Linked DNA regions of Homo sapiens: regions 1, 2 and 3 are each linked to region 4. The links are chromatin contacts, found by Hi-C or POLR2A ChIA-PET in ENCODE. All regions are on one chromosome and are shown on one strand. The core of a region is the stretch at or near the end of the contact, and the rest is flanking DNA. Distances in the headings are between cores, read along the strand shown. Region 1 holds the start of MAPK3 (mitogen-activated protein kinase 3). Region 2 holds the start of ALDOA (aldolase, fructose-bisphosphate A). Region 3 holds the start of ZG16 (zymogen granule protein 16). Region 4 holds the start of KCTD13 (potassium channel tetramerization domain containing 13).

Region 1 (2,700 bases), core at 51-2,550, 200 kb before region 4:
GCTGAACTCCATAGTGTTTTCTCTGAGTCACTATATTCTCCCGCAGTTGCAAAATGATCTGGCAAAAGTCCCTCTAGGGTTTTTACTGCTTACTGAGTAACATCCAAACTCCTTGCCAGAATCCAGAGCCTTCCTAATCTGGCCCCAACCTACCTCTCCAGGCTGAAACCTCATCATTTTTTTACTGCAGCCATGCTGGACAAGTTATGCTTCTGCCTTTATGCCTCAGCTCACCCCGATCCTTCTCCTTCATGCCTTTCTTCAGTCCCTACCTTCTGCAACCCTACTTTTTCTCTTCTTCTTTTTGTTTTTTGTTTTTGAGACGGAGTGTTGCTCTGTCGCCCAGGCTGGAGTGAAGTGGTGCAATCTCAGCTCACTGCAACCTCCTCCTCTCGGGTTCAAGCGATTCTCCTGCCTCAGTCTCCCAAGTAGCTTGGATTACAGGCACGTGCCACCATGCCCAGCTAATTTTTGTATTTTTAGTAGAGACGGGGTTTCACCATGTTGGTCAGGCTGGTCTCAAACTCAGGTGATCTGCCCACCTCGGCCTCCCAAAGTGCTGGGATTACAGGCGTGAGCCACCGTGCCCAGCCCCCCAATTTTTTTTTTTAATTAGCAGGGCGTGGTGGCGCGCACTCGTAGTCCCAGCTCTTTGGGAGGCTGAGGTGGGAGGATCACTTGACCCCAGGGAGGTTGAGGCTGCAGTGAGCAATTATTGCACCACTACACTCCAGCCTGGACGACAGAGAGAGACCCTGTCTCTATAATAAAATAAAAACAGTCTAGGACTCTGAGAGGCATGGAATTAGAAAGAGTCTCTGTGTCAGAAGACACCATTTTGAGTCTCAGCTGTCACTACTAGTGACCTTACCCAAGTTAGTAAACCTAACTCTCAGATTCTCCATCTGTAAAATTTGATCCATTTATTAGAACATTATTTTTAACCTAGGGTGATCCCGGGCCCAGGTTCTGGTGGGCTGCCGCATACATTGGCTGGGTGGCTCTGGTAGGTCACGCCCTGGCCGCTTCGCCATCGAGGGGAGGGTGAGGACAGTCTCCGAGGCGGCGCTGCCGAACCTCCCGGTGACCTGGAGGCCGCGGAGCCCGCAGGGACCCATGGCCCCCGAACCTGGGGCAAGAAGGGCGGGCGCGCGCGGGGCGGGTCACGTGACAGCTCCAGGCCCACGCGGGGCCGGGGCAAGGGCGGGGCCTGGCGCGCGCGGCCCTGCGGGTGACAGGCAGGCGGGAAGGGGCGGGGCCTCGGGCGGGGCCGCCGTGGGGAGGAGGGCGGTGGGAGGGGAGGAGTGGAGATGGCGGCGGCGGCGGCTCAGGGGGGCGGGGGCGGGGAGCCCCGTAGAACCGAGGGGGTCGGCCCGGGGGTCCCGGGGGAGGTGGAGATGGTGAAGGGGCAGCCGTTCGACGTGGGCCCGCGCTACACGCAGTTGCAGTACATCGGCGAGGGCGCGTACGGCATGGTCAGGTGAGGGGGCGTTCCGGGGGAGGGGGTGCCCTCAGGGGAGGGGGCTTCGCGGGAGAGGAGGAGGAGGCGCCGAGCGCTTTCCGGGACGTGGAGACGCGGAGCGTCCCGAGGAGGCAGGAGACTCGGGATGATCGGGAGCGTCCCAGGGAGGGGGCCCCTGAGTGCTTTCTGGGGGAGGGGGCGCTGCCTACGTCCTCAGGGGAGCAGGCTTGGAGGCTTTGAGTCCACCCTTCTGTAATGATGGGAGGGGCATCCGAGTGCATGTGGGGGCCCGCGGGGACCCTAGTGACACGGGGCGAGGCCCAGAGGATGAGTACTCTCGGGGAGGCGACATCCTTAGTGAAGAGGCAGTGGAGGGCCCGTTTTGGGGGAAAGGGTGTCTTGGATTCCCCCTGTGAGGCAGTGCCAGGGAGCCTGGGGGAGAAGAGCCGAGATCAGGGTGGGGCAGGGCTTTGGCCCCACCACCCCAGGGGCCCAGAGAGAGATGAGGCGGCCAGGAGTGCCACCTGCATGTTTTGGGAGGGGTCTGTGAGTGCCCCCGGCCCCACCGTGTGCTCTGGGCCTCTATCCCTCTGGGACAGCCCCGCTGCCCGGATCCCTCACCCTGGGACCCTCCCCTGCCCTGTCCATTCTCTCCTGCCCCTCCCCTGGCTGCCACCTTCCCAGTATTTGCCCCATGGTGTGTCCCCAGCATCTGCACCCCCGGACCTGTCTTGGGTTAAGGAGCCTTTCCTGGGAATGGGGGCGAAGGGTTCAGGGCCAGTAGAATGGAAGGGGATTGAGGAGAGGGGAAGTCAGTGAGCGGTCAGTCTCTTCCTCTGTTTGTAAAGTCACCGAAGGGCCGCCTGGCTGGTCCCCAGCTTTCTCTCTGGAGATCCCAGGCCTCCACAGCAGGAAGGAACCAGCATTGTTTATGATTTGACCAGAGCCAGCTCCTGCTCTCTCCCCTCCCTGCCAAGGCCTGGGTGGGGCCACCAGGCCCGGACTCCCCCTTTGTAAGGCCACAGCAGCAGCCTCTCTCCGGTCCCCTCAGCTCGGCCTATGACCACGTGCGCAAGACTCGCGTGGCCATCAAGAAGATCAGCCCCTTCGAACATCAGACCTACTGCCAGCGCACGCTCCGGGAGATCCAGATCCTGCTGCGCTTCCGCCATGAGAATGTCATCGGCATCCGAGACATTCTGCGGGCGTCCACCCTGGAAGCCATGAGAGATGTGTAT
Region 2 (2,700 bases), core at 87-2,586, 140 kb before region 4:
TCTGGTCCCCAGCTCTCTCTTACGCCCAACTTCCCTTTGCTAGGCCTGCCCCTGTACCTTTCCTAACTCTGTCTGGTGCTGGGTGTTGCCCAGCTGAGGGTGGAGTTGCCCACTGGCAACTGGGGGAAAGGAAAAGGCCATAGCCATGGACAGGTGGGTCATGTTGAAGCTGGACCCTTCTGGCTTGCGCCTTGCCATGGGGTCACCTTGCCTGAAAACAAAACCGAACCGGAGTATTTTAGAATGTAAAGATCGTGAATCAAGCAGAGGGCCCAACACCCTCGTGGGAAAGGGCCCAGATATGGGAAAGGTCTGTGCTTCAAGCCACACAGCAACCCCGGAGCCAGATCTGAGATTAGAACCCAGCTCTTCTGACTGCCACTGGGGTGTTCCTTCCAATCCCCTCAAGATCCCAGGGCTGGCCCGGGCTCCAAGGCTTCAAGGACATCCCAAGGTCAGGCTTTTCCCCACAAGGGAGGGGGCGGGTGGTAGGAAAGGGGCATTAGGAAAAATATAAGAGAGCAAGGAGAAGCCCAGGAAAGGGCGGCGGAACAAGCCCTAGCCCGAGGCGAGGAAAGCGGTAAGCTTTGCCATCGTCACTGTTCCTACGGGGCAAGAACGTGGAGGAGCAAGCGCCTTCCCCTGAAAAATGCTCCCGTCGCTTCGCATGGCTGCAGCTGTTCCGGGCTCAGAATCAAGGTCGCCCGATAAGGAGAGACAGGGAAAGTGTTAAGGGGGCATCAAGCACCGCGGAGGGGTTTCCCTCCTCGCGAAGGGCGCCCCGTTTCCCAGGACAGAAACCAAGCTCCCACTTGCGAGAACCCTGGGGCTGTACATGGGCCGGCCCCCACCCCTCACTGCCTCTTAGGATCCCCGCCAGGGCTAAGGGGCCCTAATCCTTTGCCACAGGGGTCCCTGCAAGAAAAGGGGGAGAATGGTCCTTCATCTCGTCCGGCTTCCTCCCCCGCCATGACTCAGCGCGCGCAGCCGCTGCATTGCGCAGTTAGAGGACCTCAGGCTGGAGGGGCCGGGGAGCCTGTGTGTGCCTGGTAGTGGGGAGACGCTGGCATGGGATGGGGGAGGCCTCCACGCGGACGCCCAACCCGCCACTGCCCCCAAGATCCCTCTCCACGGTCCCTGGTCCCCGCACGTGAAGAGGGGCGCTCACCTGGCACAGGAGAGGGGCGGGTGTGCAGGGTGCGGCGGCAGAGGGCGGCGGGCTGGCGAGTGGATTCAAGGAGAGAACGCGGGACTCGTCACCAGGACCCCTTCTGCGGCGCGTTCCGAGAGGAACGCAGCCGATTTAGCCTCGGAAGGGGCGGCGCAGGAGGCGGGCAGGCGGAAGGCGGCGCCCGGCCTTTTAAAGGCACCACTCCGCCCTCCGCCGAGCTTTTTCCTTTACGAGGAGCGGGCGGCGTCCAATGGCAGGCGACGGACTGGGCTACGGGCCGCCCCCGAGAGGCGCAGCCCAGAGGCCGCGCTAGGAAGGGGCGGGCGCCGAGAACACGATCCCTCCCCACCCCCCTCGGACGTGACTCGGACCACATCCCGCGGGTCGCTAGGGCCCTCCCTTCTGCTCCTTTCCCCCAGCCTGGCGCGCTCTGGGGCGCCGTGACTCAGCCAGAATGTTGGCAATGGGGGAGGGCGGAACGGGGAAGTGGAGGACGCGGATGGAAAAGTCGGAAACGAAGGAAGCTGAGTTTCGCCTCCCAGGCCCAGCGCGCGCGGCCCGGGGCCGCCCCAGCTTCCGGTCTTCGCGGCTGCAGCGCGTGTCACCATAGGGGCCACATCGCGCAGTCGTGCGTTAGCCTGCCTCGCCCGCGGGCTGAATCGGCGCGGAGCCGACACCCTGTCACTGGCCCAGGCGTAAGGGAGGCGGAGGAAAGGGCATCGAGAGGACACGCAGGGAGCGCGAGAAGGCGGCGGAACTAGCGGCGCGCGGAGGCGAGACCTCCCCATCCGAGTTCCAGGCTGGCAGGCCGGGCTGGGTCGCGCATGCGTGCGCGCTCTCCGCCGGGCCGCCGCAGCCAGGCTGGTAGTCCTCTGCGCCACAGAAAACCAGAATGCGCGGCTATGCACCGGCCGCTGCTCGGCCTCTGGCATGCGGGGTCACAGTTCCTGCCAAACGTCTTCCTTGAGCCTGACTTCCTTCTCCAAAAGAAAATCCGTCCCCGAACTGATCTGCCTCCCAGATGCTGAGCCCCCTGCTCCTATCGTCCAAATCTCCCCTCCTCACCTGGACCCCATCTGGACCCTGTTGGCCCAACCCCAACCCCATCCCCACCCCGGCCCGGTCCTGCAAGGGGCCCACCTGCGGCGAGGCCGAAGGAGCCGGCAGAGCCTGGTCAGCAGCGAGTGAGCTAGGGGTTCCCGGGCTGGTTATAAGGCAGCTCCTGCCCGCCCCACATGTGTCCCCGATCTTCTCTAATGACCCCTGCCCTTTTCCCGCCACGGATCCTCTGGCAGGGACCTATATTTAGGGAAACCTGAAGCCCCTGACATTCACACTATCGTGGGGCCCGGCATGGGGGAAGGGGGAGGAAGACTTGGGTCGGCCCTATTGATGGGGAGGGAGCCCCTGCCCACTCACCGGTGCTTCAGAGGAAATTCTTCCTTGGAAATCCAGACGGAGGCCCTTGGTTGTCAAGAGAAATAAATCTTTGGCCAGGGACCTGTGGGAAGGAAAGGGGTGAGGGGACT
Region 3 (2,703 bases), core at 173-2,672, 150 kb after region 4:
GTGAGCCACCGCGCCCAGCCAGGAATTCAAAGAATCTTACCCTACGATGTAGTATGTGTTGACTCGGACCCGGAGGGCGGTGATGGGGCCGTCCAACTGGTTGCCAGAATGAGAGAATCGCTTTCCACCACCACCTCCATACTCTCCACTATAGGAGGAAGACCTGGCCTGAACTGGAGGGGCAAGCAGGAGTTGGAGGGAGAAATCTTCCAGGAGTTCAGTTTCTCTGCATCACCCCTGTTCCTCCGACAACTCAGCTCCCCACCCCAAGCCAACCTCCAAAAGCCTTGGCCAACAGCAGTGCCCAAGGCTGCCTTCCCAAGTCCCCAATACCAGGCTCCTGGTATCTCACTTACTGGCATTGCCAGAGGCTGAGGCACAGAGAAGGGCTAGGAGAGCGACTGTCAACATTCTGGGGCTGGAGTGGGAAGAAAAGAGCAAATGAAGATTCACCTTCTTCCTTGTTGACTTGATTGACCCAGGCACTCCTGACCTGCAGCTCAGACCAAGCCTTCTTCGTCCTTCAACTTAGACCTAGCAGACCCAGTCTTGAGCTTAGAAAGGACTGTCCATAGCCTGTAGTCCTGTTCCTCTCTGATGCTACCTTCAATGTCCCTGACCCCTCCAGCTCTCCCTGGTCTGGCTGTAGCCAAGCCCTCCTCTTTTTCTCTCAGGCCTGAAGATGAACTCTAACTATCTGGATTAAGCCTTATTCCATCCTGGCACAAAGCAGAAAAGTTTTCTGAAGTCAGCCAAGCCCAGGTACATTTGGGTTGGTATGGCCATAGCCAGGAAACGAGTTTTCTAAGGAGGGAGTAGAGGACCTCTCCCAAGCAAAGAGATGGCTGAGTTTACTGAGCCCAGAGGCTGAGCAAAGAAAGCCTCATCATCTGTGGTGAATTGGCCTGGATTATGGGGCACCTGGAGCATGGTTTAAATCCCTGGCATCCACCTGGTCTCAAGGAAAGAAGCATTTTAGAGTTGCCTCTATGTTACCTGGGGAGCAAAGTTGGTGACAGAAGGAACTGTGCCAGCACCAGTATCCAAGCAGTGCTGGTGGAACTAGGACAGACAGAGAAGTTGCAGAAGGAGTCGGGACCAGCTCAAGATATTAGACCCCAGGTGCCTGGTCTATGTGTCACTATTCTTTTCTCCACTAACACACATCTGGCCATTTCTATTCTCCTGAACATCCCAGGTGTCCCCAGTCCTTCAGCAGAGACCTAGACAGCTTTGCACCTAAGATTACTGCAGACCCAGAAGCGCCAATTAACTCAAGTCTTTCCTGCCATTCCTTCCAGGCATCCTCTTCGCCAGCTCAGATTTGAATTCCCCCCCAACTCAGATTCAGGCATCTCTGTCACCCCTCACCTGACAGTTTCAGATGCAAAGCAGCCCCCTGGAAACTTCCAGATGTTTTATACCAGGTCCAAGCCCTCCTCCTGCCCTTTATTGTGTGAACCTCACCTCCTGAGCAAACATGAGCAACCTCTTCGGATCAGGTGTCAGGCAGGGTCTGGAACACCTTATCCTGCCTCTACCCCATAGTCAACAGATACTACAGCATAGGGTAAGATTCTCTGAGTTCCTGGCTGGGCATGGTGACTCACACCTGTCATTACAATGCTTTGGGAGGCAGAGGCAGATCGCTTGAGGCCAGGAGTTCTAGCTCAGCCTGGGCAAGAGTGTGAGACCCCATCTCTACCAAAACAAAAAACAAAAACAAAAATTAGCCGGGCATGGTGACGAGCACCTGTAGCCTCAACTAATCAGGAGGGAGGTAGGGAAGATCGCCTGAGCCCAGGACGTTGAGGCTGCAGTGAGACAAGATCACGCCACTGCACTCCAGCCTGGGTGACAGGTGGCAAGCTGGAGTCCACTCTGGGCCAAGTGCCGTATACCAGGAGAAACATAGTAAACTTAAGGTCACCACCAGCAGCTCTAGGTGGGCAAAGTAGCTTATCACCTCTAGGCTTAGTAGGTGCTCTCACCTGAAATCTGCCATCTGTCAGGACAAACAGAGCCCTTCCCAGGCATTCGAAATGTGGATTCTCCCAGAAGGGAATATATTCCCAAAATCTTATACTTACGAGTGCTGACTATTTGCCAGACATTTTTTTCTTTCCCTTTTCTAATATTATGAAAAATCCAAACACATATAAAAGTTTAAAGAATTGTACAGTGGCTGGGCCCAGTGGCTCACACCCATAATCCAACACTTTGGGAAGCTGAGGCAGCTGGATCACCTGAGGTCAGGAGTTTGAGACCAGCTTGGCCAACATGGCGAAACCCCATCTGTACTAAAAATACAAAAAGTAGCTGGGTGTGATGGCAGGTGCCTGTGATCCCAGCTAGTCAGGAGACTGAGGCAGGAGAATCACTTGAACCTGAGGGGCAGAGGTTGCAGTGAGCTGAGATCACTCCACTGCACTCTAGCCTGGGCGACAGAGTGAGACTCCATCTCAAAAAAAAAAAAAAAAAAAACAAAAGAATCGTATAGCAAGACTGGGTGCAGTGGCTCATGCCTGTAATCCCGGCACTTTGAGAGGTCAAAGCAGGAGGACTGCTTAAGCTCAGGAGTTCAGGACCAACATGGGCAACATAGGGAGATCTCGTCTCTACAAAAAATAAAACAATTAGCCAGGCATGGTGGTGCACACCTGTGATCCCAGCTAGTCAGGAGGCTGAGGCAAGAGGATCACT
Region 4 (2,700 bases), core at 28-2,527:
AGGTCAGCTCCTAGCAACATCAAGGCTTCTGGAGTGAGGGTGCAAACCAGCTCCCAGCTGGCAGCAGTTGCTTTTCTCTTTTACACCGCCACACTCGAAATCAGAAAATTGGCAACCCCTTTGGTAGAACATGAGCTCCCGGTCACTACAGGCCCATTTATACCCAGTAACAGGCCCAGGTCACACATTTACACTCCGACCTTCCTCCTGCGTGTGCATCCCTTACACCAACCACGCCCAGAGAAAAGTCACTCGTCTAGCATCTCCCAGGGACCTGCTGGCAGGGCTGAAGATAGAACTCTGACTCTGTGTTTTCCCTCCAGCAACCCCCCTTGCTAGACATTAAGACAGATTGTTAAATCCCTGATGTATCGGCTTCTAAACTGGATGCAGATCGGGTCAGATAAAAACACTTCTCAGTGCACCTTCTTGTCAACAGTGGGTTCCTATCTATTCTTCTTTCTTTTGGGATTGGGTGCTAGGTCCCACGACATTAGCTGGGATTCTAAGACCTTTGCTCAGCTGCTGCGGCCACCACTGACACGCCCTCTGCTCCTCAAATACGGAGAACAGTTCAGTGTTCCTGCCTGAGGATCTCTGCATTTGCCTTCCCTCTGCCTGGAACTCTTCCCTCACATCCGCTTCCCAGCTTCAGCTCGGCATCACCTCCTCAGAGAGGCCTTCCATCCTTGGTGCCCGGGCACCACTGCTACCCGTTTTGGCCTCTGTTTTTTTTTTTTTTTTCAAAGGACGTTATGTTGCCCAGGCTAGAGTGCAACGGTCCGATCACGGATTACTGCAGCTTCCAACTCCTGGCTTCAAGCGCTCCTTCTGCCTCGGCCTCCCGAGTAGCTAGGCTTACAGGCTGGGGTTACAGGTGTGAGCCACAGCGCCCGGCCGCTTTGGCCTCCTTTAAGAGCTTCCCTCCGCGCTTTGTTCGCAGTTCTGGTCACAGTCTGTTCAGTGCGCGGGGCTGGGAGGCGGGAAACTGCCCAATGCCCAGACCTCTCTGTCTGTTTCCCCTCAAGCTCGTGAAGCTCTCTGACAGCAGAGACCCAATCACGAGGTGGAGACTTCGCTTTCCACATCGGGCAGGGGGTCGGCCGCATCCTCGATCTGGTCCTGGTGACTCGAGACCAGAGAGGAGCGCACGTCGACCCGCCCGGGGAACCCGCAGGCCACACGCCAAACCTCTACGGGATCCCCCAGCGAGGCCACTGCGCATGCTCCATACTCGCAGCCCCGCCCCCATTCAGGGGCGGGGCCGCGCCTGCGCAGCTGCCCGGCGCCGGCTTCCGGGTGGTGCGAGCGAGATGGGGCGGAGGGCCGGTCTTGCAGAGTAGCTGCGGTGAGTGGGCGTGTGCGCCGAGCGGTCTGGCCCAAGGGCTGGGGGCCGGCCGAGGGTCTTCGGGAGCAGGCCGCAGGGCGCGGAGAGATCCTGGGATCGCCGTCCGCCGCTGCTACCCGGCATGTCGGCGGAGGCCTCGGGCCCGGCTGCCGCCGCGGCCCCGTCCCTGGAAGCCCCCAAGCCCTCGGGTCTCGAGCCTGGCCCCGCCGCCTACGGTCTCAAGCCGCTGACCCCGAACAGCAAATACGTGAAGCTGAACGTGGGCGGCTCGTTGCACTACACCACGCTGCGCACCCTCACGGGACAGGACACCATGCTCAAAGCCATGTTCAGCGGCCGCGTGGAGGTGCTGACCGATGCCGGAGGTACGAGCGGCGCCCCTACCGTGCCCCCACCCCAGACCCCCAACTCCCGTTCCCCGCAGTCTCTCACCACCGGGGCTCCTCATGCCCCTTCTCTCTGCCCGCTACTGTCCAGTCAACTCATTCTCAGCTCCCTCCAGCCCCCACATCCCATCTCCTCCCCTTTCTCATTCATAATTTCTCTTCTCCTCCCCCAATCCTTTACCCCCAGCAATAACCAACACTTACGGAACCCCTAACTGCCAGGCGCTGTGGTAAGTGATTGAACGTGTCAGTTCATAATCCTCATGACCACCTCTCCCACCCTTCACCCCTCAGCTCAAGACTTGGGAACTAGCCCTGCTGCCTGCAGTACTACTCCTGGCAGCCTTCCTCAGTTTCTTCCGACTGCCCAGCCTTTTGTTTCCCTCTCTGCTTCAGAACTGCTCACAGCCAGCCAGGAGAGCTGGGAGATCTTGTTTGCCTCTGTGTTCCCCTGACACAGGTCCCTGTACACTCTAGGAATCCACCTGTATACACACATTGCAGAAGGAGGCTGCTTTGGGTTTGCCAGGGACACCAGAGTGGAGGGTGGACAGGTCTCCTTGGCAGGTGAACCTTACCTTCTTGGAGTGTTGCATTCAAGTATGGACCCTTCGTGCCCAAGTGAGACTTTGAAGTTTTGGAGTTTGGGAGTGGGAGAGTCTTAAGGGAGGGGTTAACGAGGACTGTGAGAGCAGGAGAATAAAAATTTGAGAGGCGGAGATCTGCCTTCAAGTATCAAAGGTGAAGAATTCGGCCAGGTGCGGTGGCTCACGCCTTTAATCCCAGCACTTTGGGAGGCCGAGGCGGTGGATCACCTGAGGTCAGGAGTTCGAGACCAGCCTGACCAATATGGCGAAACCCCGTCTCTACTAAAAATACAAAAATTAGCCGGGCGTGGTGGTGTGCGCCTGTAGCCCAGCTACTCGGGAGGCTGAGACAGGAGAATCGCTTGAACCTGGGAGGCGG

What was found. A loop is a pair of places that touch in the nucleus more often than their neighbours do. ChIA-PET counts read pairs that join two places held with the same protein, here RNA polymerase II (POLR2A). Pooled maps may share reads with other maps.
Region 1: a pooled map shows a loop between it and region 4 (7-fold over the local background). The contact joins the promoter of MAPK3 here to the promoter of KCTD13 in region 4. A Hi-C loop is called at or near these places in 6 of 50 pooled maps. POLR2A ChIA-PET finds 5 or more read pairs at or near these places in 3 of 52 experiments (Panc1, activated CD4-positive, alpha-beta T cell and activated naive CD4-positive, alpha-beta T cell).
Region 2: a loop to region 4 is called in a pooled map, with 9 times the contacts of the local background. The contact joins the promoter of ALDOA here to the promoter of KCTD13 in region 4. A Hi-C loop is called at or near these places in 4 of 37 single-sample maps with no recorded cell type and 10 of 50 pooled maps. POLR2A ChIA-PET finds 5 or more read pairs at or near these places in 10 of 52 experiments (GM12878, H1, HepG2 and 7 more).
Region 3: POLR2A ChIA-PET joins it to region 4 with 15 read pairs in A673. The contact joins the promoter of ZG16 here to the promoter of KCTD13 in region 4. A Hi-C loop is called at or near these places in 2 of 50 pooled maps. POLR2A ChIA-PET finds 5 or more read pairs at or near these places in 4 of 52 experiments (A673, HEK293, activated B cell and 1 more).

What each region holds. Positions count from the first base shown.
Region 1 is chr16:30,121,820-30,124,519 of GRCh38, reverse strand. MAPK3 (mitogen-activated protein kinase 3) reads left to right here and starts at 1,300. Exons shown (of 9, transcript NM_002746.3): 1 at 1,300-1,480; 2 at 2,514-2,696. The coding sequence starts at 1,311. RefSeq lists a silencer at 939-1,308.
Region 2 is chr16:30,064,396-30,067,095 of GRCh38, reverse strand. ALDOA (aldolase, fructose-bisphosphate A) reads right to left here and starts at 1,336. Exons shown (of 10, transcript NM_001243177.4): 1 at 1,169-1,336; 2 at 58-211. The coding sequence starts at 198. It overlaps LOC112694756 (uncharaterized LOC112694756), which reads right to left. Exons shown (of 14, transcript NM_001365304.2): 6 at 2,591-2,672. RefSeq lists silencers at 1,019-1,198, 1,239-1,508 and an enhancer at 1,505-2,285.
Region 3 is chr16:29,776,975-29,779,677 of GRCh38, reverse strand. ZG16 (zymogen granule protein 16) reads right to left here and starts at 1,422. Exons shown (of 4, transcript NM_152338.4): 1 at 1,372-1,422; 2 at 357-418; 3 at 41-173. The coding sequence starts at 411.
Region 4 is chr16:29,924,803-29,927,502 of GRCh38, reverse strand. It overlaps KCTD13 (potassium channel tetramerization domain containing 13), which reads left to right and starts at 1,277. Exons shown (of 6, transcript NM_178863.5): 1 at 1,277-1,713. The coding sequence starts at 1,470. It overlaps KCTD13-DT (KCTD13 divergent transcript), which reads right to left and starts at 1,280. Exons shown (of 3, transcript XR_001752362.2): 1 at 1-1,280. RefSeq lists a silencer at 1,372-1,611.